Linked DNA regions of Mus musculus: all the other regions are linked to region 3. The links are chromatin loops, found by intact Hi-C in ENCODE. Cell type or tissue: heart. All regions are shown on one strand.

Evidence for each region. Hi-C counts contacts between places; a loop is a spot of excess contacts. Peaks named below come from ENCODE experiments on the same cell type or tissue, not always from the same donor. Only the 100,000 strongest peaks of a DNase experiment are listed, where the experiment ranks them.
Region 1: a loop joins it to region 3, with 2.1 times the contacts of the local background. A loop is called at or near these places in 3 of 42 quality-filtered maps.
Region 2: a loop joins it to region 3, with 2.2 times the contacts of the local background. A loop is called at or near these places in 6 of 42 quality-filtered maps.

The regions. Positions count from the first base shown.
Region 1 is chr16:29,029,051-29,037,050 of GRCm38, reverse strand. No RefSeq gene overlaps it. Among named protein-coding and RNA genes, the nearest start is that of Mb21d2, 100 kb to the right of the region's middle. In heart, a CTCF peak has its summit at 3,481 (motif pointing right); no DNase peak of the experiment used is centred here.
Region 2 is chr16:28,858,932-28,866,931 of GRCm38, reverse strand. The region is part of intron 1 of Mb21d2 (Mab-21 domain containing 2); the gene reads left to right. Among named protein-coding and RNA genes, the nearest start is that of Mb21d2, 67 kb to the left of the region's middle. In heart, no CTCF peak of the experiment used is centred here; no DNase peak of the experiment used is centred here.
Region 3 is chr16:28,925,083-28,933,082 of GRCm38, reverse strand. It overlaps Mb21d2 (Mab-21 domain containing 2), which reads left to right and starts at 3,385. Exons shown (of 2, transcript NM_177718.3): 1 at 3,385-3,630. The coding sequence starts at 3,420. In heart, a CTCF peak has its summit at 4,480; DNase peaks (open chromatin) are centred at 3,092, 3,882, 4,082 and 4,332; H3K4me3 peaks cover 3,210 bases; H3K27ac peaks cover 2,010 bases; H3K27me3 peaks cover 687 bases.

The DNA.
Region 1 (8,000 bases), 100 kb before region 3:
CCATATGTATGAAGTAAAGGATAGGATAGTGGCCATCTTTAATATAGGAAGGAGACGAATAAGCCAACGCAAACTGGTTGTATAACATGTATCAGAATATAATTACATAAGAGTACAGGTGCTCATATTCTACAGCACTAGATAGGATGGATAGGGTGAGCACAGTTCACAGCAATTTAGGACTTCTTTTAAAAAGAGCTACAAGAGAGGAACTCAAAGTCTCTAACAAATAAATGATAAAGGAGAAAAAATGCTAACTGCCTGATTCAATCATTACACATTATATATATATATATATATATATATATATATAGAGAGAGAGAGAGAGAGAGAGAGAGAATTATCATACTCTACCTCTTAAGTATGCAAAATTATTATGTTAATGAAATATCTTAATGAAGATACAACATAAAATACTAATACAAATTAAAATGAAAAACTTTATGAGTCCCTTGAGTAGAGAAAGCTATATATTTTTCTACAACTACTTTACTTTTAATTTTTTAAGTTTATTCATTTTATGTCTATGAGGGTTTTGACTTGTGTATTTCCATGAACCACGTGCGTAAGTGGTGCTTACAAAAGCCAGAATTAGATAACAGATCTGGACTTGGAGTCAGATACCTGTGAAATGCATGTAGGTACTGGGAATTGAACCCAGGTTCTCTGGAAGAGTAGTCAGTGCTCTTAATCACTGAGCCATCTCTCTATCCCTAACACCTATTAATATTATTAAGCTGTTTAGAACAGCTGTTCTCAACTTGTGGGTCTTTAGTCCTTTTTTGGGGGGGTTAAATGATCCTTTCACAAGAGTTACCTAAAACCATCAGAAAATACACATATTTACATTACAATTCATAACAGTAGCAAAATTACAGTTATGAAGTAACAACAAAAACAATTTTATGGTTGTAGGTCACCACAAAGGGTTGCAACATCATGAAGGTGAAGAACCACTGTTTTAGAAAGTGCTGTGTTACCTGGGTGTGGTTGTGCACACGCTTAACCCTAGCACTCATGAGGCAGAGGCTCTGTGAGTTTAAAGCCCAGGCTACAGAGTGAGATCTTGTCTCCAAAGGGAAGAAACAGAAGCAAGGGAGGAAGGGAAGGAAGGAGGGAAGGAGGGAAGGACGAAGGAAGGGAATATGAAGTAAGACATAGATCCTTTTCCCCAAGGAACTTAGGATCTAGGGCTGAAGATTATATAAATGAAAAGAAGTCACATTACAAAGGAAGTACAGATGGGTTTTCTGTGGTAAGGAGCTGACTTCCAGCTGGGAAGAACAGAGAATAGCTCCGAGCACAGGCCTCATTCTACCTGATATAGAAATGTGAAAATGAAGCTCAATGCCAGCAAGCAAGCACGGACACCCACATGCAGCCACACACTCTAGGAGAGTTCTCAAACCACCACCATTCAAGGACGGGTAGGAACCATGTGTCTTTAACAGGCTGTATTATTTCTCTGACCTTGTCTCCTATAAAGTAAAGGGAGTGGAGTATGTGTAAGGCTTGCCGGTGAACTTGTCAGCCATTGGTCACCCCCTTGTCTTCAGCTCTGGTAAACTCTACAGGCAAAGAGTTAGCATGTGATTTCCAAAGAACGCTGTTCTATATAAATAGACATTGAATCCATGTACAATTAAGCATCCGCTAATAAAACTATGCCAATTATATTCTCGGGCAAGTACAAATGAAGTAGCATTAAGTGAAACTCTAAGCTAAGAATTATTACATACACACTGTAATTCTCATCGTGGTTAGATGGAGAAAGACTCAAATGAAACAAATAGCTGTTTTAAGCACAATGGTTAAAGGTATAATTTCTTGTGAAGTCAATTTAACAATAAATTCTTTTTCTAATGGAAATGCCATTGTATTTCCATCTCATTTAGAGTAAGCATCCAAACCGAGCAGAGAATAAAGATTCCTCCCATGTGATCTCATCTCCCCCCTGCGGGGGATGGGGGCAACCAGTTCATGCAGATTGTTAGAATACGTTCAGATTTTTAATGCATATACTGTTGGTGGGTAGTTAAACATTTTTCTCCATAAGTGGAGCCATGTTCTTTATCCAGTTCTATAATCATAGTTTTGTTTTTAATGTGACTAGCTTGTTACAGTGGAATAAACAGCATATTCTTACAAAACCTTCAAACAGGGAATAACAAATTCAGAGTCAATGTTAAAGTCGAAATGCAGATGCAACAGAGAATTTTCTTAATTGCTATCAAGGTTCCAAGCAGGTGGTGCCCTGTGCAGCAGCCTAGCCACAAGGACTTGTCCTCCAAGCTTGGGAGAGAGGTCAGTGAGGGAACTCTGACTAGGTTGGGGGGAGGGGACCATTCCTTCAGCCCCATCTGTCATTTTGCGCCTAACCTGTCAAGACAAGGCCCAGTGGAGTTCTCTATAATGAGAGAGGAGGGAAGGTGCCGCTTTTTAAATTAATCAGATGTGGCACCCACCGAGTCCATAAGTGAGGCGCACAAAGGTGGCGCGCATAAACCGCCAGAGCCACAGCAGCCCCCACAGACTTGCCTCCGATGCTCTGCTTTCCCGGGCCCACTGCAATCCCGCCTCACCAGGTCTCCCTGCCCGTGTGCCTTCCCTCCCGAGGGAAGCATCTCAGAGAGAGGAGGTTATTGTCTCATTATCTTTGTGTCGTTCTAGCCAACAGGACTGTGGTTTTCCTGTGGTCACATGGCAGGCAGTGCTGATCCATTAGAGCTAGGCGGGCTGGGAAGGAGGGGAAAAGCCAGCTTGCTCTGCTCTCCAACTGCTCTATTAATGAAGTACCGTGAGATGGGAGTGGGGCAACAGGTGATGCTCTCTTAGAGATCAGAGCCTGAGGGATAGATGGAGGATGCCAACCTTGAGTCACAGCATCTGACAAATGCTCTACAGAAATACTTGCTGGCATAGGCCCCTAGGTTTGGAAGCCTGTGTACACTGTTCGCTGTAGGTATGCCATGGTGAGGCTCCTGTGTGCATGACACTTGTGATGCGGTGTGATAATGGAAAACTAAGCAAAGCCCCTTAGGTTATAGAGCCTGAACTTCTTCAGTAGATGCTGATGTGATCTGGCAAGATCCTCTCCCATTTCTTTCACAATTCCATCATATTTCTTCCTTGACTCTAGCAGGACTTTTGACTTTCAATCTGTGGCTCTCACACTGTAGGTGGTGACCCCTTTACAATTCATAACAGTACCAAAATTACTGTGGTAAGTTGCAACCAAATGGTTTTATGGTTGGGGTTGGGAGGTCACGACAACATGAAGAACTGTGTTAAAGGATTAAACATTAGGAAGGTTGAGAACCATTCCCCGCTGCTTTAAATGTTTGTGTATCTGTAACTCTTTTCAGACTAACTTTGTTTCCCTGTGGAGATGGCTGCAGATGCAGAGTTTACGTCCTTCTGGGGATAGTCTTTGTCCAGTGACAGACTGATTAAGCCTTATGAAGTCCTGGTGACTCCGCCTCAAGGGGGAGCAATTTAATAGTTATTTTATACTTCCAAATATCCTGTGGAATCAGGCTGAAGTTGATATCTCCCCAGAACGCCTTGGCTTCCTTCTTCCTTGCCCTCGTCCTGTTTCTCTCCACTCCATCCAGTGTTCTTCTGGGAGCACTTGAATAACTCACACACATGCTGGTCTCAGCTTCTAATTCTAGGAAACCTTCCCTGGGACAACGTCACACAGAATGACAGAGGCAGAGGCAGCAGTCTCTGCCAGTGAACCTCTGTAAAGTGCACATGATCACAGCCTAGGAGTGAGCAAGATGGTCCCTAGCAAGCTGGAGGTGCAATTAGAGTCAAAAGAAGAATATGAAGCAGATGAATGAATATAGGACATGGAAGAAGGAAAGGGAAGAAAGTTTGGTTTAAAAAAGGGGGGGGGGGAGAAACCCATTCTCTGTACAGCCCTAGATGCCCTGGAACTAGCTCTGTAGCCCAGGCTGGCCTTGAACTCAGAGATCCACTCGCCTCCGCCTCTGCCTCCGCCTCTGCTTCACTCTCCAGCACACATGCATTTCAACTTCTAACGTCGTTTCTGATTTTAAAGGCATGTGCCACCACCACTCGGTCCTGGAAAACGTTCTAAGCAAGAATGAAAGCCACTAGTTTCTTACTCGGACTCTATAAGAGCTTGGAGCTACTGAGGAATTGCATTCTAAACATCACAATCTGATGGATCTTTGCCCACCACGGAGACACTGAAGGTTTGACAGCAGAGTAACATGATGGGAACAGTACCACTGGAAGGCCTGTATGGCAAAAGCCTGTAGACGATCCTATGGAATGTGCAACAGGGACACAGCCACGTTAAGGAGCTGACACATTAATTAATGGATGAAAGAGCTGACACAGCACAGGGGCAAACAGCTGTATTAAAGAGGAGTCCTTCTCTGGAGTCATCGATCGTTGCCATGGCCACCCACCCTTGTCCTACCTTCCTTTTTATAATGTAACCAGAAAATTAAACTCTGGTTTAAGGAGGTCTAACCTCAGTTCTTCACTATTTGACAACAGAAGTGCTCAATAATGCATTTATAGAAAACTAAAAGGTAAAACCCACTCATCTAATGCATTTATCTGCAGGTTTCCTCCTGGGTAGCATGTGGCCTTTAGTTTTGATGAATCCACATGTGTTGTCTCTGAAACCTGTGATTTCCTCCCCTCAAATATCTTGGTGTCACTGCGGCTGCACTGTCCTGCTGATGCTGATTATGCCACGCTGTGCCAGAGGCACTACATGAGCCAAGCCACTAACTACTGAGACCCGACACAAAGGTCCACAGGCATCACTAAACTGCAGGCAGAGCAAATAGGTCTCACACTGCTAATTCTGGTCAATTACTGCGTAGAATTCTAAGGCTGCATGAGGGTTGGGAGGAAACGCTATAAGCAATTAATTATATTTGCTATAGGTACAAGAGTGAAGAATGATAGTATGTCAGGGATTTACCCTTTGTTCTAGAGGACCTTTTCTCTTTTTTGGCTACATATATTGCTTTACAGATGAGAATATAGAAGTCTAGGGACAGCCTTACCCAGATTTACACAAATATGACAGGGACAGTGCTTCTTCCAGGCAGATTTTCAGTAGAAAGAAGCTAGCCAAAGTGTAGGGTTTGAGATATATTTTCTCCCATTCCTCTTCCTTTCCCCCTCTCCACTCCTACCCTTTTCCTTCCCCCTTCTCTGAGTGTGTCTCTGTGTGTGTGCGTGTGTGTTCAAGAACTCGAGCAAAACAACACCTTTTGCACATGATTTATATAGGCTTTCCAGATATTTGTCTTTCTTTTTTCTGAGTTTAAAAAGATAGGATTTACCCAGGCAGCTTTATCTCAGGACAGCAACAGACTGCCTTTCCTAATAGTCACTGTTTCCCCTTTGTTAAAGGGTCAGCTATAAAATAACGCTTCCTCTGCAGATAGCTTGTTCTCCAGACAGATTAGATAACTCAGGAGATGTGCAGTGGATGTGGGGCCTTTAACCCTAGGTCAGTCTTTCATCTCTCACCCAGATTAGCCCTGACAGCTACTCAGGAGCCTCCTTGAGAGGGAATGCCCAGCTTCTTATCTCAAGACAATCGGCATCAAGAAATAAAACTTTCTGGCAGCCTGGAGATATGTTTGGTGCACCTCTGTGGCAGTTGCCTGTCACTCCTCAAAGAAAATAGGTTCTGCACCAATCTGGGTGGAGTTTGCTTTGCATGGCAAAAGATCCTGACTACTAAATGGATATCGGTGTCTATTACCAAAGCTCCATCCTTAGCAACAGGGACAATCAACTCTTACCACGTGGGATCCTGGGTCCATGTGAGATGCTAAGCAAATGGATGCCTGCTGAGCTGAAGAGAAGCATCTCTGACCACATTCCACAAATCCCCTTCTTCTCCTCCAGCAGCAGAGTGATGTGGAAAGCAGGTGCAACGCGTCTTGCAAGTAAAACCTATTGTGTCCTACTTAAGTATAACTTGATCATATAGATAAAATAGAATTCACCTAAAAATCAACCTTTCATATCATGCTGAGTGTGATAAAATTGGAGAATATTGTGTGAATGAGATATTTTGACAACATAGACCAAGAATCACCATGCCCTACCTCTCACCTCCATCCCACCCATACATGGCAGACAGACCAACACACACACACACACACACACACACACACACACACACACCATGCACACACACTAGTATGGCCATAATTTTTGCATCATTGAACTACAAAATATTTTTACACTTGCATATGTTCTCTCAAACTCTTACTATAATTCCAGCTCTCCCCAGTTCTCCCTATACTCCTGAACATAAGGAAGCCTTGACTAAATTATTATCTCATGCACTCATCACTGTAATATTCATGTCCACTTTAATGCTCAGTGGAGTATGCTTTATCTTCGCAATGTCAATAAGAGTAAAAAATGTGATGTGGAATATCAATGCAAGTTCATGACAAGCTTTCTCCCTGTCTTAGGAATTTATTGCTGTGAAGAGACACCATGACCATGGCAACTCTTATACAGGACAGCATTTCATTGGGGCTGCCTTACAGTTTCAGAGGTTCAGACCATCATCATCATGGCAGGAAGCATGGTGCTGGAGGAGCAAAGAGTTCTACACATTGATCCAAAGGTAGCCAAGAGGAGACTCTCTTCTGCACTGGACAGAGCCTGGACATAGGAGACCTCAGAGCCCACCTACAGAGTGACACACCTCCTCCAACAAGGCCATGCCTCCTAATAGTGCCACTCCCTATGGCCAAACATTCAAACACATGAATCTATCAGCCCTATTCCTGTTCAAACCACCACACCATACCGCCAAATCATCATTTACTTATTTGTATCACAAATACCTTTCTGATCTCTAACGCCCTCTCTCTACCTGTGTGTGTGTGTGTGTGTGTGTGTGTGTGTGTGTGTGTGTGTGTGTTTTGCAGGATTTTCCTTGTGCAATCACATTTGGACAGAAGGAGGCCTGTGATTGGACAGGGAAAAGGGAGGCAGAACTAAGAGTTGCAGAAATAGAGGCATCTTGGGAGAGAGGGAGGGAGGAGAATGTAGGCCGACGTAATTATTTCATGAGGTTAGAATAATCGGGATAAAGCTTTTATCGTTACCATTAGCTCTGAGATTATTGTATTGGCATCTTGTAAATTGTGATTTTATTGATACATGAATCTGATTGGATAACTATAAGCATAGAGTCTTGTTTTTACCAGGTTACTGGTATTGTGTTATCAAACCACAAGGATGGCAGATCTATTTGGTTATTGGAATGTGGGGCAGAGCCGGCAGGACCCCACTGGGACATAGTGTTGTGGCCCGCCAGTACTAGAGCAGGAATGTGGCCCAGAGGGGCCAGAGAGTTGGCAGGTTGAGAGAAGCAGGAGCACAGAGAGTTGGCGGGTTCATTTTTAAATATTTCCTGCAACATATATGCATTTTTAATTATATTTAATCTTTTCGGTTTTTTGCACTCCAGATTTTATCCCCCTCCCAGTCCACCCTCTAATTGTTCCACATCCCATACCTCCTCCGCCCCTCATCTCCATGAGGATGTCCCTACTCCCCCCCCTCCCCAACACACACACACACATACCCCACCTCACTAGGCCTCTCCACTCCCTGGGGCCTCCAGTTTCGTGAGGGTTAGGTACATCTTCTCTGACTGAACCCAGATCCAGCAGTCACTGTCAGCGTCCAGCCCTCTAGCAAAACACCAACACGAATCAGCAGTGGCAGTCCAGTTCACTCTGTTAAGGGCCTCATATCAACTGGTGTATGCTGCCTGGTTGGTGGCCCAGGGGTCCAGATTAATTGAGACTGCAGTCCTCCTTCAGGGTTGCCCTCCTCCTCCGCTTCTTCCCACTTTTCCCTAACTCAAACACAGGTGTCAGCAGCTTCTCCTCCATTGGTTGGGTGCAAATATCTGCACCTGACTCTTTCAGCTGCTTGTTTGGTCTTTCAGAGGGTAGTCATGATAG
Region 2 (8,000 bases), 66 kb after region 3:
AAAAGAAATCGGGGATTCAGCCTTCTGTTTGCTCTCAGCACATGGATATACTTCTGCTTCAGACAGACTGGGTATCTCAGCTTGACTTCATGAAAAGAGCATGATAATCAGATTTTCTGGTTCTGTTCCGCTCTCACTGCTGCTTAGATCCCACAAGACTGTTTGTGGGAAGGTGTGAGTGTGTGTGTGTGTGTGTGTGTGTGTGTGTGTGTGTGTGTGATGGGGGGATATCTGTGTGTGTGTGTGTATGGATGGATGGATGGTGTCTCTTTCCGTGTGGTATGTGAACATCTGTGTATATGTGGTGTATGTATGTGTGTGTTCATCTGGGTGGGGTGAGTATCCATGTGTCTGTGTGGAATGTGTGTGTGTGTGTGTGTGTGGTGTATGTGTGCTGACTCTCTGTGTTTGTGGTGTCTCTCTGTGTTATGTGAGCATCTCTGTGTGTGGTATATATGTGTGTTCATCTGGGAAGAGGTGTGTGTGTGTGTTGTGCCTCTCTGTGTGTATGGTCTTTGTGGGGTATGTGAATGCTGTGTGTGTATTGTTATTTTACTTTTCCCTTTGTATGTAACAGAAATGCTGAACATTATAGTATTATTCAATTAATTCAGATGGACTTAATGGCTTGTTCTTAATGGACAGAGGCTTGAAGGTGACAGTGTGCAACCTGAGAAAGTCAATCTCAATAGACCCCGGCTTTTCCCTTGTTGCTCTTGGATGGCTTACCCTGTGGGAAGACAGCTGCCATCCTGAGGACAGTGTGCCCTTCCCTCATGGAAGCAGTGTAGTGAAGAACTAAGACATCAGACAGCAGCAGGGACTTAAGCTCTTTGCTCAAAGATTCATAAATGGATGTTTCTTCCAACAAGGTCTTCACATAACAGAAGTCTCAGACCAAGACGCAACTGCAGTCTCATGAGAAAGTATAAATAAGAAATGCTTCAAGCTGGCAGTGGTGGTGGCGCACACCTTTAATCCCAGCACTCAGGAGGCAGAGGATCTCTTAGGTTGAGGCCAGCCTGGTCTACAGAGAGAATCCCTGTCTCAGGAAAGCAAACAAAACAAAACAAAATAAAACAGCATTATTTCTCCCTCCCTCCCTATTCCTCCCACTCCCAGGCTGATCGCCTAAAATGACAGCTTAGAAAAATTGAAGGATAAGAGATATTTATAGCTCATAGGTCTCCAAGGGGACTTTACTATGCCATGGTAGGTGGCCGACATAAGAATGGCTGAATAGTACCACAGATTGCCTCAGTTTTCTGTTTGCTCAGGTGGTCCAAGGGTGTGAAGCTTCTGGAATTTATGGATACCTGCTACCACCCAGGTGCTTTCTCTCAAGTCTGGAAAATGTGCAGTGGGCTTCCCAAACTAGATAGTAACCTGGGATCATTGGGAACACAGAGAACCAAGTCACCTGACCCAGGAACGTAAGATTCTCTTTTCCACTGTTCAGGTCTGATAATCCTGTTTGCTTCTGGGGTGTCAACTTTTCATTCCCTTTGGGAGCTTGCCTAATGTCTTTTGCCTTTGGGGTGCTACACGGTAATGAGCTGTTTTGTTCTTGCCTTTGAGCCCAGCTTCCAAGACCTCATCCAAGGGCTCAGCATTGAATATACCAGGGGTCAAGACTAGAGACACAGTGCAGTGCCAACATTTGACCTGTTGCCTGCTAGTCTTCTAAAAGAACAGACATGTTTATGTATGAGAGTCTCCCGGTGTTTACAGATTTCAGAGGCTCCTTGGGGAAAGAGAAGGACCCAGGAGGGAGTAAGTAGCTATGGAGAGTGCTATCAGGAGGAAACGTGTTGACTAGAGTGAAGGAGCAGAGAGCCTTGTGGCTTCTTTGCTTAACAGATACAGGCAGAGTTTTGGGTATTAACAAAGCATATTTTAAATGTGCTTTAAATTCACCAATAAAGTACCATCATCCTAATTTCAAAAAGGTTCTGCAAGCATCATAACTGTACTCAGTGTGGTCTTTGATGTGTCATAATAAGATGTCTGTCTCAACCAAGTATATCAATGTGTTGTGTTGTAGGATCTGCATTTGCTTAAAGGGAAAATGGTATAGGTGACTAAGGGCTTTTATATTCCCTATGGTGATATGTCATATCGCCGTGTCACCATTTTTGGGGTGCTAAGTCACCTGGTGTGCTGGTTAGTTTGTGTCAACTTGACGTGAGCTAGATCATCGAACAGGCAGGAGCTTCAATTAAGAGAATATCTCCGTAAGATGATGGGGCTATAGGCAGGCTGATAGAGCATTTTCCTAATTAGTGATTGATATGGGAAGGTCCAGCTCTTTGTGGGTGGTGCCATCGCTGGGCTGGTGGTGCTGGGTTCCATAAGAAAGCAGGCTGACCTTCTTAGAATTGGGAACAAAACACCCATGGAAGGAGTTACAGAGACGAAAGGATGGACCATCTAGACACGGCCATATCCAGGGATCCATCCCATAATCAGCCTCCAAACGCTGACACCATTGCATACACTAGCAAGATTTTGCTGAAAGGACCCAGATATAGATGTCTCTTGTGAGGCTATGCCAGGGCCTAGCAAACACAGAAGTGGATGCTCACAGTCAGCTATTGGATGGATCACAGGACCCCCAATGGAGGAGCTAGAGAAAGTACCCAAGGAGCTGGGGGGGATCTGCAACCTTATAGGTGGAACAACAATATGAACTAACCAGTATCCCCGGAGCTCGTGTCTCTAGCTGCATATGTATCAGAAGATGGCCTAGTCGGCCATCAGTGGAAAGAGAGGCTCATTGGTCGTGCAAACTTTATATGCCTCAGTAAAGGGGAACGCCAAGGCCAAGAAGTGGGAGTGGGTGGGGAAGCATGTAGGGGACTTTTGGGATAGCATTGGAAATGTAAATGAAATAAATAAAAAAAATTTAATCACATACAAAAAACAAAACAAAACAAAACAAAACGAAAGCAGGCCAAGAAAGCCATGGTTTGCAAGGCAGTAAGCTATTCTCCTCCATATCCTCAGCATCAGCGTCTGCCCCACTTGAGTTCCTTTCCTGACTTCCTTCAGTGATGGACTGTGATCTGGAAGCACAAGTCAAACAAACCCTTTGCTCCCCAAGCTGCTTAGGTCGTGGTGTTTCATCGCAGCAGTAATAAACCTATTACATCTTGGAAACCTCACGTGGCAGCTTTGGAGAGGGCCACTAGGGGAAGAGAGACCTGAGCAGGGGGAGTGTGTCACATTCTCATCTAAGTAGGCAATTCTTCTTCAGTATTGTATTTACTTGCTTAGCTGTCATAATAAAACATGGGCACGGTGGAGTAAGTGACACAAATTGATTTCCTCGTATTTCTAGAGGCTAGAAGTATTAGATCAAGGCCTTGGTGATGCTCACTTCTCTTGATGCCCAGCCCGGGTGTACGGACAGCCTCTTTTACACCATGTCTTCATCTGCATTCCTTTTGTGCCTACCCCGTGTTTCATTGTGTCTTGATTTTTCTGGTATAGGGACACTGGTAAGTATGGACTGGGATCCACCCAATTCGGTTCACATTTCCTTCAGTCGTGTCTTCTCAAGTCTTTATCTTCAAGTACAGCCACATCCTAAGGGATTTTAGAACGAGTTTTTGGGTGACACAGACTACCCCACCTTAAGCATCCCCTCGGGTGTTAGAGGTTGTTGTGTAGCAAGGTTTAAGTCTCTACAGTGGTGTTAAAACAGAGAGACCTCTAAAGAGACTGGATCCGCTTTCTGACATTCTGGAAATAAGTTCTGAGATGCTCTCTGTGGATACATGGTGTTAAAGTTAGAAATGCCAACAGTGATAAAGGCCCCTTTGAATGACACCCTGATTTACTGTTAAGGAAGCCGAGAGCCAGGGAGTGACTTAAGCAGGTTTATAATTAGGTCTTTTGGGTTACAACCCAGTTCTACCCACTCTTAAGACAAATGAGAACAGTAAGCAGACACTCTAACCTCACAGTTGCCTTCAGCCACATTCCAGAGGTGCTCCCATACAAGGGTGATGTGACTTTCTTGTCAAGCTTGGGGGAGGGATCCTACGATGGACACCTCACAGGGAGTGTGCTGAAGACAGTGTGGAATCAAAGCTTTCTCTCCAAAGGCAGACTTTAAAAAAAAGAAAAAATTATTTTTTCTTTCGGATCTCCTAAAGGAGGATGGGTTTCTCAGCATGAGCTGAGGATCAAGGCTGGTGAGTCTGTAACAGAACGGGGTTCCACAACAGGCGGTAGTTAAAGTGATCCACTCAGGGGTTTAATTTGGAATTGAGGTGGGAAATGGTTCCGTGTGTCTAACAGACAGCTGCCATGTTTTGCAGCATCACGTCAGATTGTCCCCATTTAATTTTGGAATCTGTGCAGTGACATGGAAAGCTGAGGTGTGAGTGGCTTCTCTCTAAAGTGGAGGTCAGATTTGCAGATGTGTGTTTTAAAGAAACCTTTTGAAGACCACACAATCAGATACAAGTTTTGGTCTTAAAAACCCATACCCGTGCTAGGAAGCAGCTGTGCCCACAGCCAGTGAGGATTTCTATCCAGCCTTGGGAAGAGATCCTGTGACGTCGCAATAGCTTTCCAGTTAGACTCACTCTCCTGAAGCAGGCTGGACACCTCTCAGGAAGTCATTAAGAGAGAATGGAATTCCAGACGTTTCCTAGGTAGAAGCCTGGGTTGGACTCTCCTCACTGGCTACAGGTTGTTTATAAAGTAACTTATCTGAACACATAAACAGAGACGTTAGACTCTGCACTCGCTACAGGTTGTTTATAAAGTAACTAAGTCATCCTAATGCCGAAGGGGGTGGGGGGGTGGGGATGTCTGGATGTCTTTTAACACACACGAGTACTTTGCTGGGCATATTTTATCTGTGTTCATCGTGAGATGGAATATTTGTACTGTAGATCCACTGGATTTCAACAGATGATTTATTCAATGAAATTTGAGATAGACTTCCTGCCAGAAGGAACGAACAGTCACGACTGCAATGGTTTCTATTCTCAGGGAGTTTGTATCCTGGTAAGGAAAAAAAAAAAGTCCTCTTTAATATAATAATTTCAGTTTTGAATGCACACTGCTTTGAATAAGTTCTCCAAAGGAACAAAGTATGATTCTCGGAGATAATGGGAGCAGGGGGAAAAGAAAGCCTGCTTCAGGCATGAAGGATCTGCTGGCAAGAATGAAGGATGAGGAATTAGTGAAGTGCCCTGGGGAGGGCTGGAGAGAATGCCCCGGAAGACAAGGACTTTAACGGACTGAGTGTCCTGTGCAGAGAACTACATAGTAGACGAGAGACTGGGTTTTATTTTTTTTTCTTTTTCCTTTTTTTCTTTGTGTGTGTGTGTGTGTGTGTGTGTGTGTGTGTGTGTGTGTGTGTGTAACTGGGGCAAATCACTCTCTTGGGCTTGGGACTCTTCTTTATGTTAAGACTGAATTTGAGTCCGAATCTGAGTGTCTCGGGTCCCTCCTTTGTATAAATTGGCGGCATGCTTACCGTGGGTGGGACAATACTACAACCTGAGGTGAACTTCCATTGACCTCCAGCTGTCAGGTCCAGCTATAGAGAAAAGGAAAAAAAAAAAACAACAACAACAACAACAAAAGCATGGCTTTATGTCCTGGGAATGCAGAGGATGTTGGAATTAAGACACCTTCCCAGGAGCAGAGAAGACCGGGGTCTTTATCCAAGCAAGCTTTCTACCAGAAGGTGAAGTACAGTTTAGCCTAAGCGTCCTATGAAAAAGCTATGTAGTATCTAAAACTATTCACCGAAACGTCAATAGCATTGGGCAACACTCTAAAGAAGCAGTCCCCAACTTGTAGAGACTCCACAGGAAAACACATATTTACATTACGATTCATAAGTAGCAAAATTACAGTAACGAAGTAGCTGCAAAAACAGTTTTATGGTTGGGGGTCATCTCAACACGAGGGACTGTAGCTGTATTAAAGGCCACAGCATTAGGAGGGTTGAGAAACACAGCTCTTAAAGAGCCATGTTCTGGGGCTGGAGAGATGGCTCAGTGGTTAAGAGCACTGACTGCTCTTCCAGAGGTCCTGAGTTCAAGTCCCAGCAACCACATGGTGGCTCACAACCACCTGTAATGGGAGTGTCTAAAGGGTCCTCTTGGTTCTTGTTTGGTTTACGGCCTGTCAGTACATGCTCTTTCTGCAGCAGGGGCCCTGCCTGTATGCCACAACTGGTGTTTATGAGAGATTTAGAAGTTCAGGTCAAGGATGAATTTCAGTTGGAAAGCTGAAGGAAGCCAGAAGGCTCCTGAGTGAGATGTTTAAAAACCGAGGGCGATTTTAGTGTTGTTTATTTGAGAAAGATACCTCGGAGCCCTTTTGACGGAAAGGAGCCTTTGAAGAGCTGTGCTGATGTCATTCATTGTTAGTTTGTTTGCTTTCTTTTTTTTTCAGGTATTTATTAATTTTGTGCAGAGCCTGACTCTAGGCCAACCAAGCTGGTCTTGGACTTGAAGTCATCCCTCTGCCTTAGACTTCAGAGTGCTGCAATTACGGGTGTGTCTCACCACACCTGGCTTAAAGATATTTTCTGTGTATCCTTGTGTGTCTTTTCCTGGGGGAGATGTCTGCTTACCCCTGAGACTGTGTCTAATGGAAAAGACGCAATTCAACCTGGTGGGTGGTGTGGTCTTTACCACCACCCCCTCTTGGTATTTATGGTCAGTGTGGAATGGATATAACCTGCCATCAGGCTACTGAGACTTTCACTTGATGGCAAACTGTCCTTGGAGAGATACATTTTCTTGTGTTAAGGACAACAAAACCATTCACTTAGTTGAAGGTACTTGGAGAGGGGAACCTTGACTAAGGAGTTCAGGATGTGGGTTTCCATGACAATCTGACGAAAAGAACAAATGTCACTAAGCTCAGATCAGTGTTCCAAAGTGTATATGTTTAGCAGACATCTGTGGGGCTCTGGTTAATACAGATCTCCACGCCTTCCCCAGAATTAATACGTCAAAATCTCCTCGGTCCCGGAGGGTACTTAACAATTGCACCAAGTGGTTTCTTGTGCCAAAACAAGTAGAAGGAACACAAAGACTGTCGATGCTTTTTTCCTTGCCTGCTTTTCCCTCTCAGCTGGGCTTTGTAGCAGCCTTTTCAAGTATAAATGGTGGTGATAGGAGCCCGAGGCAGTAGCATTCCAAGTGGAGCTGGAGCCCAACAGAGCTAGTTTAATTAGTTGTCCTGGATAGCCAGGGCAGCATTTCCCTTTCTCACGCAATGCCGCCTCAGGATGCTGTCTGTCTGTCCTTCTGGGTGTCTTCTCGCCTGTGATTGTCTTTCTCTTTACAGCATCCCGAGTGTAGTGGGGAAACGTCTAATAACCATAATCTGTTGCTTTCAGTGTGTGTCTCCCCTCAGTTTTATTTATATCTCTCACATTAGTGCAATCATAGAATTTATGATGTATTTTTAAATTTTTATTTTTTTACAACTTTTGAGAAATTCTGAATCTTGTATTCAGTAAGAGACAAAGGCTTGGTTAGCTGAGGTTAGCTTCATTTATAGTCTGAAATGCAAATGCTAAGAAGCTGTCACAACCAGGGGACATCTCTATGCACCAGGGAACCGGTTTCAGATGAGCTCCCTGCCTTTCTTTATGCTAGTTATTGATAGCTAAGTAAACACGTGGCCCCAAGCACTGTGGGTTTATAAGTGAGTGGTAGTATCTTCCATAGTCTTGGGACCAAGTGTCAGGACGAGGCTTAGCTGCGCGGTTCTGATTTGGCAATGCCTGGAAGGCATGCTTAGCTGGCGTTGCTGTCACCCACCTACTTGACTGGTGCTGAAGGACCCATAGTGCCAACATAAACATCTTCACAGCGTAGCGGCTGGCTTTCTCCAAAGATTCCAGGGACCAAGGCAAGGAAGGAAGTCACAGTGCTGTTAATGCCGTCGCTTCAGAAGTCTCTGTTAGCTCTTCTGTACACACATTTGGCATACACACTAGCCCTGGCTCACCG
Region 3 (8,000 bases):
TGGCAAATCATAAGAAACCTGGGTCATTTCCATTGCTAGAACCATGAACGGCCTGGCCAATGGGGGCACATCTTTGTGGTCTGGACTGCTATTTAAATCCCTGTTAGGCCAGACAAACTTTGGTTAAAATTATATTCTGTTACTTCGTCATGTGAATGTGGAGCTTGCTATTTTTAATACACACTCAGCTGAGGGTTTGCCATGAATCCGCAGAGTTGTATTTCAAAACAAACAGCCCCAGAGAGGCAACGTGGAAGTCTCTTCCTCAAGGTGCTTGTGACAACAGGAAAATGGACAAGCTCCTCTCCGCAGTGGGAGACATGGAGTTCTTCTGATTGCTTTGAAGCTGGAGGGGGATGTGAAGAAAGCCCTACTTGAGTATTTACTTAGATGGCGGTCCTCCCGCCCTCCGTGCATACTTATTACAAGGCTCAAATATTAATGGCTCTGATAGAAACTGTTCTTTCTCTTCACCTTTTCCAACTGTTTCTTCTCTGACCTCCTATACCATGCATAGGAGATGAAAAGGGATGCAAGGAATTAATTTCACTCAAAGAACAGTCTACTTATAACAACTCTTAAACGGTGGTGAAATACTGGGGGCTGACATTGCCCGGAGTGGTTGCTGTCACCTAAACAATGACCTCTGAGACTTTAAGGGATGATGTCTGTCCATTGCCATACACTAATTTAGACCCCAACATGGCTTAGCATAGAGGTACATACCTGTAATTTCTGCACTCAGGAGGCAGAGGTAAGAGGGTTCTAAGTTCCAGGCCAGCCTTTCCTACACAGAGTTCTATGGCAACCTCACTACATAGTGAGTTCAAGGTTAGCCAGAGCAGCATAGTGAGACCATTCCTTTAAAAAACAAAAACAATAAAAAATATGACATAAAGTGGAAAAGGAACTGCTAAATCCAGTTGCCTGCATATGTGATGGAGACATAGAGTTTCCAAGGACATAGAGGACAAAGCATGATCCAAGAGTCTGTTGAGGAAATGCATTCCTTATCTATTTTCCTCTAACTTTTTGCAATTCAGAGATGGTTATGCCATCTTGTCTCAGATCTATAAAGTATTTCCCATTCAGTAACATTCTCAATATAAATAGGTTCAGTGGAGGTCTATTATTCCTGGAATTCTAATCTGACTGACCAGCAAGAAGTGTCCACAATGATGATCTCATTCATTCTAAACCACCAAGTTCAGACCTAGTTCACATTTGAGAGTGATTTCTGCTAGAAACCCGATGACTTTCTATGATGCAACTATCTTAAGAAAAGGCAGCAAAAAGGAAGGAGCAACGTCTTACTGCCGGTTTTGGAAATTAAGAGAGGAAAGTGTTTTGACTATTTTATATAGACTCTGTCTGTGTCCCGAGTTTGCATGTATGTAGGGCTGGGGATCAGGCACAGAATATGATGCATGCCAGTTAACTCACAATGTGGGACTTGCAATAACAATGAGAAGGCAAGCTGGAGTCATAGGTGTCACATGCAAGCTTCTGTTAAGAGTGCAACAGGGTTGCTACTCAGCTGTGGGGGCAAAGGTTGTGCCTGGCCTGGAGTAGCTATCAGAGCAAGAAAGGATGAGGTTGGCCTTGGTTGGGCTTACAGAACAGAAAGAAGAGGCAGGGAAATTCCAGGGGAGGATCTTTACAAATCTGTGTTTTGTAAAGATCCTGTGGGAGGGGCTGGAGAGATGGCTTAGCAATTAAGAGCACCTGTTCTTGTAGTAGAGGCCCTGTGTTCAGCTCGCAGCATCCATAGGGCAGCTCACATTTGTCTGGAACGTTAGTTTCAGGAGAACTGATGCCCTGTTGTGACCTCTGCAGGCACCAGGCAACAATGCAGTGTATGTAAATGCAGGGACACACACACACACACACACACACACACTCACCCCAGGACCCTAAAGTTTGTATCAACAGTGGAAGCTGATACAGCTAATGGCTACTTAACATGCTACTTAACGTGTCATTCTTTATAATAAATGGTGTCCGTCCAGTCTTATCTCACCTAATTCTTAAAGCAGCCTATGAAGATGTAATGGTTATCCTATTCACATGGGTAAGTATGGCAGGGCCTGGATGTCCAGGTCTTACAAGGTAATGTGAGTTTTCAGTGATGAGAACTCAGGTAAGAAAATTAAAGGGGCCGATAGGACCACAGGCTGGGATAGAGGACAGTTCACCATTGTTCCTAGGGGTCCATAGGCCTCCTTAAGTGTGTGAATCACATGAACATTAAAACCACATCTGCCATTTGGTCTTGATAAACTAGACTTGGACTACAGCAGTCTTGTCTTGAAAACCCTAGTTCCAGTGGGGACATGGGTGAGGGTGAGGGCTAAGTCCCAGGACTCATCCCAGTCATTCCGGTCTGGCTAATAGCGAGTGCTCAAATTCTATTTGCCAAAAGGGAGACTCCCTCTCCCACTCCCATCTTCCTTGTACCCTGGGGCAATTCATTGTTTTCCTTCCCCCACATTCCGCATTTGGATTCCTATCTGTCTGAGAGCAGGTTGGCTCTCATTAAGGCACTATATGTTAAGTTGAATGAGCTGTTACCCAGGCAAACTAATTACCAAGGGCAAAGGTAAGGAGGATACTTGAGTGGTTAATTGGAAGTATCTATACGCGGCATGACTGGCACCCCTTCTTGATTCGCTGATTTTATCATTCTAGGCGACAAAGGACAGAAGGTACATTTTATATTTTTCCACCAAGCAAAGGTACTAAAGTTCTCGGGATGGACATTGGAAAGGCGCCCACAGACACGTTTTCGCCCGGGACACCGCCCTAAGATCAGAGTAGGAAGACTCCTTTCTCCTTGGATGCGCTTGGCAAGCCCTGCCCCTAAAGAGGGGCGGGGGTGGAGGTGGAGAAAGAAAGCGTCCACACCACGCGCGTCAGCCCGAGTACGGACTGGCAAGTGATCCGGGCGCGCGAACCTCTGCCATTTATTTATTTATTTTCTTCCCACCGGGTGCGCTGTCCCTTTAAATGGGAATGCTGCTGCTGCTGGCTCCGTAACACCGGAGCCGGCAGCTTGTTGATTTCAGCGCTGGTGAATTTCACATTGTTTCCACTTCACTTTCCTTGCCCCCGGGGAGGCTCGAGTCCACTCCCGGACGCCGCCACCGATCCCGGCAGGACTCGAGGAGGGCAGGGGCCCGCAGCGGCGCAGCGGGCGGGGGCGGGAGGACCGGGGGCCGGGGCCACACGCGCACCTCGCCGCAGTCGGGCTCCTCCCGCGAAGGAGCGCGGCCGCCCCGAGCGCAGCGCGGCGCGGGGCCCGTCCAGAAGCCAGCCCGCCCACGGGCCGGGCTGCCCAGCCGCGCCGGGAGGCCGGGGCGGGGTGGGGGGCGGGGGTGGGTGCCGCGGCCGCCGCGGAGCCGCCGCTCGGCGCGTTTTGCATGAAGATGGCGGCTCCCACCGCCAGCAAGGCAGCCTCCCTGGGCTGCAACAACAAGCCTGCCTTCCCGGAGCTGGATTTCAGGTCTGGAGCTCGGGTGGAGGAACTGAACAAACTCATCCAGGAATTCACCAGGCACGACCAGCGGGAATACGACGACCAGAGAGCGCTGGAGATCCACACTGCCAAGGATTTCATCTTTTCCATGCTGGGTAAGGAGAACGGGGAGGATGTGTGAGTATGCGTGTGTGCGCGGGTGTGATGGAGCGGGTGGAAGCTATGGTCCCCGCTCTGGCGTTTGCCCGGGGTGTCACCCCTGGTTCCGTGAGGTCCCCTTTCCTCTCCACCGCCAGCTCAGCTGCCCCCTCCGCTCCTGCCTGCTGCGCTCGGCGCGGGGTGCCCCTCTCCTTCCCGATCGCCCGCTCTTTTGTTGGTTCCTCGGCCGCGGGGCTGGCGGGCAGGTGAGGCGGCGGCGGGAGACGCCTCCCGGCTTGGGGAGTCCCCAAGCGGCTCCGGCCGGCTGACACCGGCTCTCCTGCAACCCCGGGCGGCCGTGGTGGAGGCCGACCCGTGCTGGAGCGACAAGTTGCTTCTGTCGTGGTTGCGGCGCGGCGCTGTCACGCCGAGCCCCGGGTGGCCAAACTTGTTGGGTGTTCCAGAGTAACCCGCGGAAGTAGTCCGGGCGCCCGGAGTTGCCTCCAACTTTGATTTGCAAATCGACTTCCCTTTGAAGGGGTCGGAAGCATTTCCGGTGCTTCTCCGGGTTGTTGCTGAGCTGGAATTCCTAATTCCTTGCTTGAACACGACCAAGCTCAGAGCTCTGGCCGCGGAGGAGCGCTGTCCCCCTCGTCTTTGTGTATTGTCCTACTGATGGCTAAGAGGTGCTCAAGTTTCCCACTCTGGGCAGCCCTGGGTTAGAAAAATTTCTCCCACCGTATCCCCCAGCTCTTCACCGACGGGTCTGGAAAGATGAAGAAAAATAATGGGTTCCGGGGATCCAACCCTATCCCTGGCGTCCTGCGGTGGGATTATTGCTTCTGAGTTGTAGAATGAGCATCCGCTGCTGGGAGCCTCGAGTGTGTAGCGCTGTCATGCAGCAGTGGTGGCCCCGTGGTTTACATTCAGCAGGGCTGGACTGGAGGAGCCTTGCTCTCCAAAGGTTTCCACAGTCAATTTTTCAGATAGTGGTAATTGTGATTGACAAAGGCCTTTTAACTACAGGACAGAGTCTTTGCATTCTCTTGGGATCTAACGAGATTGCACTGTTGTTTCTTCCTACCTTATTCCCTCCAGATACCTTTTCTTGCCTCTCTTAGCTCAAGTCGAAGTGATACCGATTGAATGTGGTCCACTGGTCCTCTGAAGAATTAAGCAAGTTGGATGGGCCGTGTTAAACGCGGGAGTATGTTTTCTTTCTCCTGCTCACTCCACACGTATATTCTAGGTATTCTAGGTGGGGAATGTGGTTGAAAGATCCATATTTGGATGTTTGACTGTTTAATTGAATTATTATTTTAATTCACGATGTGGTGGGAGTCAGCTTTCAGAAAGGAGTGTAAAAGCCCTTACAAAGCCCTCCATATCTTAGAACCAAACCAGTGATTGTCAGAAAGACGGGTGTTGGGGGTGGGGTTAGGCGCGCACACAGAAAGCTCAAGGCAGTTATTTAAGTTGCTTAACCATGGTCTTTCTCTTTGGCATAGCTAACCACTGCCTGCCATTATGGTATATTAGCCCCCCACCCCCACCCCCTTGTCTGTGTGTAGAGATAGTGGTGAGGAGAGTCATGGGAGGTGATGGGGAGAGTAAGTTTAAATGCCTGGCTCAATGGGGACTTGTGCACGGTCCCTTCATCCGATACAGTGAATTAGTCAGGTCTTAAGTCACATACAAAAGGTAAATTATTCCAGGGCACTTAATTTATGCGTGTGTTTAGTGTCACCAGTGGCACTGCCGACAGGTAAACAAGATTTGCTTCCCTCCCTTCTCAGTCCTTTGACCTTGGAAGGGTTGCTTTCCCTCCCCTGGGACTTTGGCATTTCCACCTGCCGGAGAGAGACTTCAAGAGTAGCATCTAAGCCCTTTGCCCCTCTGGGTACTACCGGGCAGATGGCGAAATGAGCTTGCCTGTGTGTGGTACTGCATTCATTTTCGAATCCCTTGGTTTCCTTTAATGAGGTGCTGGCTTTTCTAGGCCAGCGAAGGTTTAGCGACAGCCAGGGTCTCCATGTGGATTTACTTCTCTCTAAAGCAGATTCTCGCTTGGCTTGAGAAACAAAATCTCTTTTTTTTTTTTTTTTTGTACACTTTCACTTGCTGTGGTCTGGAGTCTTTCATGAATATGCAGATAGGGTGTCTTGATGACCCCACCCCCAAGCTTGTTAAGGTGGTGTCACTTGGGTGGCATCAGGCCCTCGGTTTAGGGAGCTGTTGGGGGTAGTCCTCTTGGCTTTGTTCTGTCTCTTGTCTGAACTGCACCTGAGGATTTTAAGCAGTTAAAAAAAACAAACAAAAAAAAAAAAAACCGTTATCCTCTCAGTCAGGATGAGATGGCAAAGGCGTTTGTCCAATCCTCTTTAATGGAAATGTGCATAATGCTTCTTCCAGGCACAGGCAGTTGGGGGCCAGGGTTGATGGTCAGAGGACCCTATCTGTGCTACAAGGTTGTTAGCTTGGAACGAGGCCCTTGTAGCTTCCCATCTTTTCATTTTATCTAGTCTTCTTTTTTGGGGGGGGGAGGCTCTGCAATGAGTGAAGGAAGCAGCCAGTGCACTCAGTAGCCCCCCCCCCCCCAGCAGTAGGATACCCACTAACCTGTGTAAGCAGGACCTGCACAGGCTAAGGCTGAGCCCATTGAGGGTCATGGAAGACTCTGGGTTCTGTTTGTGCTGTGATTCCAGTGCCTTTGGAGGCCAAGCATCACTTCAGTTTCTCTACACCTTGTTCTTTCAGGAGAACGATGGCTGTTATTATCTAGTTAATATCTGAGAGACCTCGGAGTGTGTCGAGAGGCTGGAAGTCCATAATGAACGCCGTTTATCAAAATTCATAGAAATCATCAGAGTTCATTCATGTTTTAATAATATTTGATATTTGCATACTCTCTCTGCTGGATCTTTTGTTACCTTCCTTCCCTAGTGAAGTCGGATGGAAGAGTCCGTGGTCTTTCTGTGGAGCACACGTGGAAGAGAGAGTGTGCAGGAGGTGAAAAAGGCAGGAAGAGATGTGTAGTCACCAACAGACCAGGGTTTGGTGCCGTGGCCTGGTCACGAGAGCAGCTGTCAGTTGCTGACCACTTTCTCAGGGCAGGAGCTCCATGGGGTCTTTCTGAGCAGGGGCTTCATTCCCACCCCATAGGCGAAGATGCTGAGAGGTAGTGGGATAAAGAGACCAAAACGAGTGGGTAATAAATCATAGTGACTCAGACACGCTCCTCTCCTACTTGAGTGCATTCATCGTAAAAAGCACGGGATTCGGGCAAGAGAGAGCTTTGTTTTGAGAAAGCACTTGTTTCAGGGTTTTTGCTTCTGTTTCGAGCTGAGAGTCTTCACGTAACGCAGGCAGCCTCTGCAGTGATTGCTGAAGCAAGCACTCGGAGCTCAAGTGTTTTATTCCATGGCAAGATCACCTATTTGAATTCTTGATTGGGAAAAAAAAAATCACAGTGACTGTCACACACACTAGTTCCAGCCCCACTCTGCCCCTTGCTGGCTGTGTGGTATTAGTTTTTAAAGAACATCTTTTATACATAGACAAGAATAATGCATCCTTTCAGCATGATATCTGGAATCTAACTGGAGAGGAAGAAAAATTTTATTATTTATTGAAGAAAGGTACTGTATTAGAGAACACAGTGAATTTCATCTGAAACGACTAGCACAGCTTCACTCCGGAAAGAAGTATGTAGTTCAGTTTGCAGTAGCCTGGAGGATATGGGCTGTGGCTGAAGGGAGCCTGGCTAATTCCAACATTCAGTTTGTGTATGTTAAGCTTATAGTGTGTGCTTGCTATGATGTTAGCTCCATTGCCTAAATCTGCCATCTCCTGTAATCTGACAATCTTAAGGATGTGTCCCATCCAACTATATAAAGCAGATGCCGTCCTGGAGATGGACCACTGAGAGGTGCCAAGAGGACAGGTTCTTCTCAGGATCACTTAGAGCTGAGTTTTGATCAGCGAGCCGCCTGTTGGCTGCTCCGTTAGACTCGGGTGTTTTCAGTGCAAGCGCCTGCATCCCTTTTGCTTCCCTCACTCTTTGCTCAGACACTGGAAGGACCTACATCCTGGGGAATATTGCTCTTACTGGCCTGCTATGCCTGCACAAGCGGGGGTGATTTCTCTTTGCCCTTTGGTTGCTGTCTGTTCCTTTCGGTACAGTTTTCTTTTTCCTCCCACCCAGCACGTCCTGTTAGCCTCTGCAGGAATCTGAGAGTAAAACAGGGAGCAGAAACTTTGAGAACTTCACATGGGTCTATTTTGACCCCATTCCTCTCTCAACCCCTGCATTGGATATTTACTCTAAGAACAGGTTTCCTGGCTGTCCCCAACCAACCCAATAAGCACCATGTGTCCCCTTCAGAGT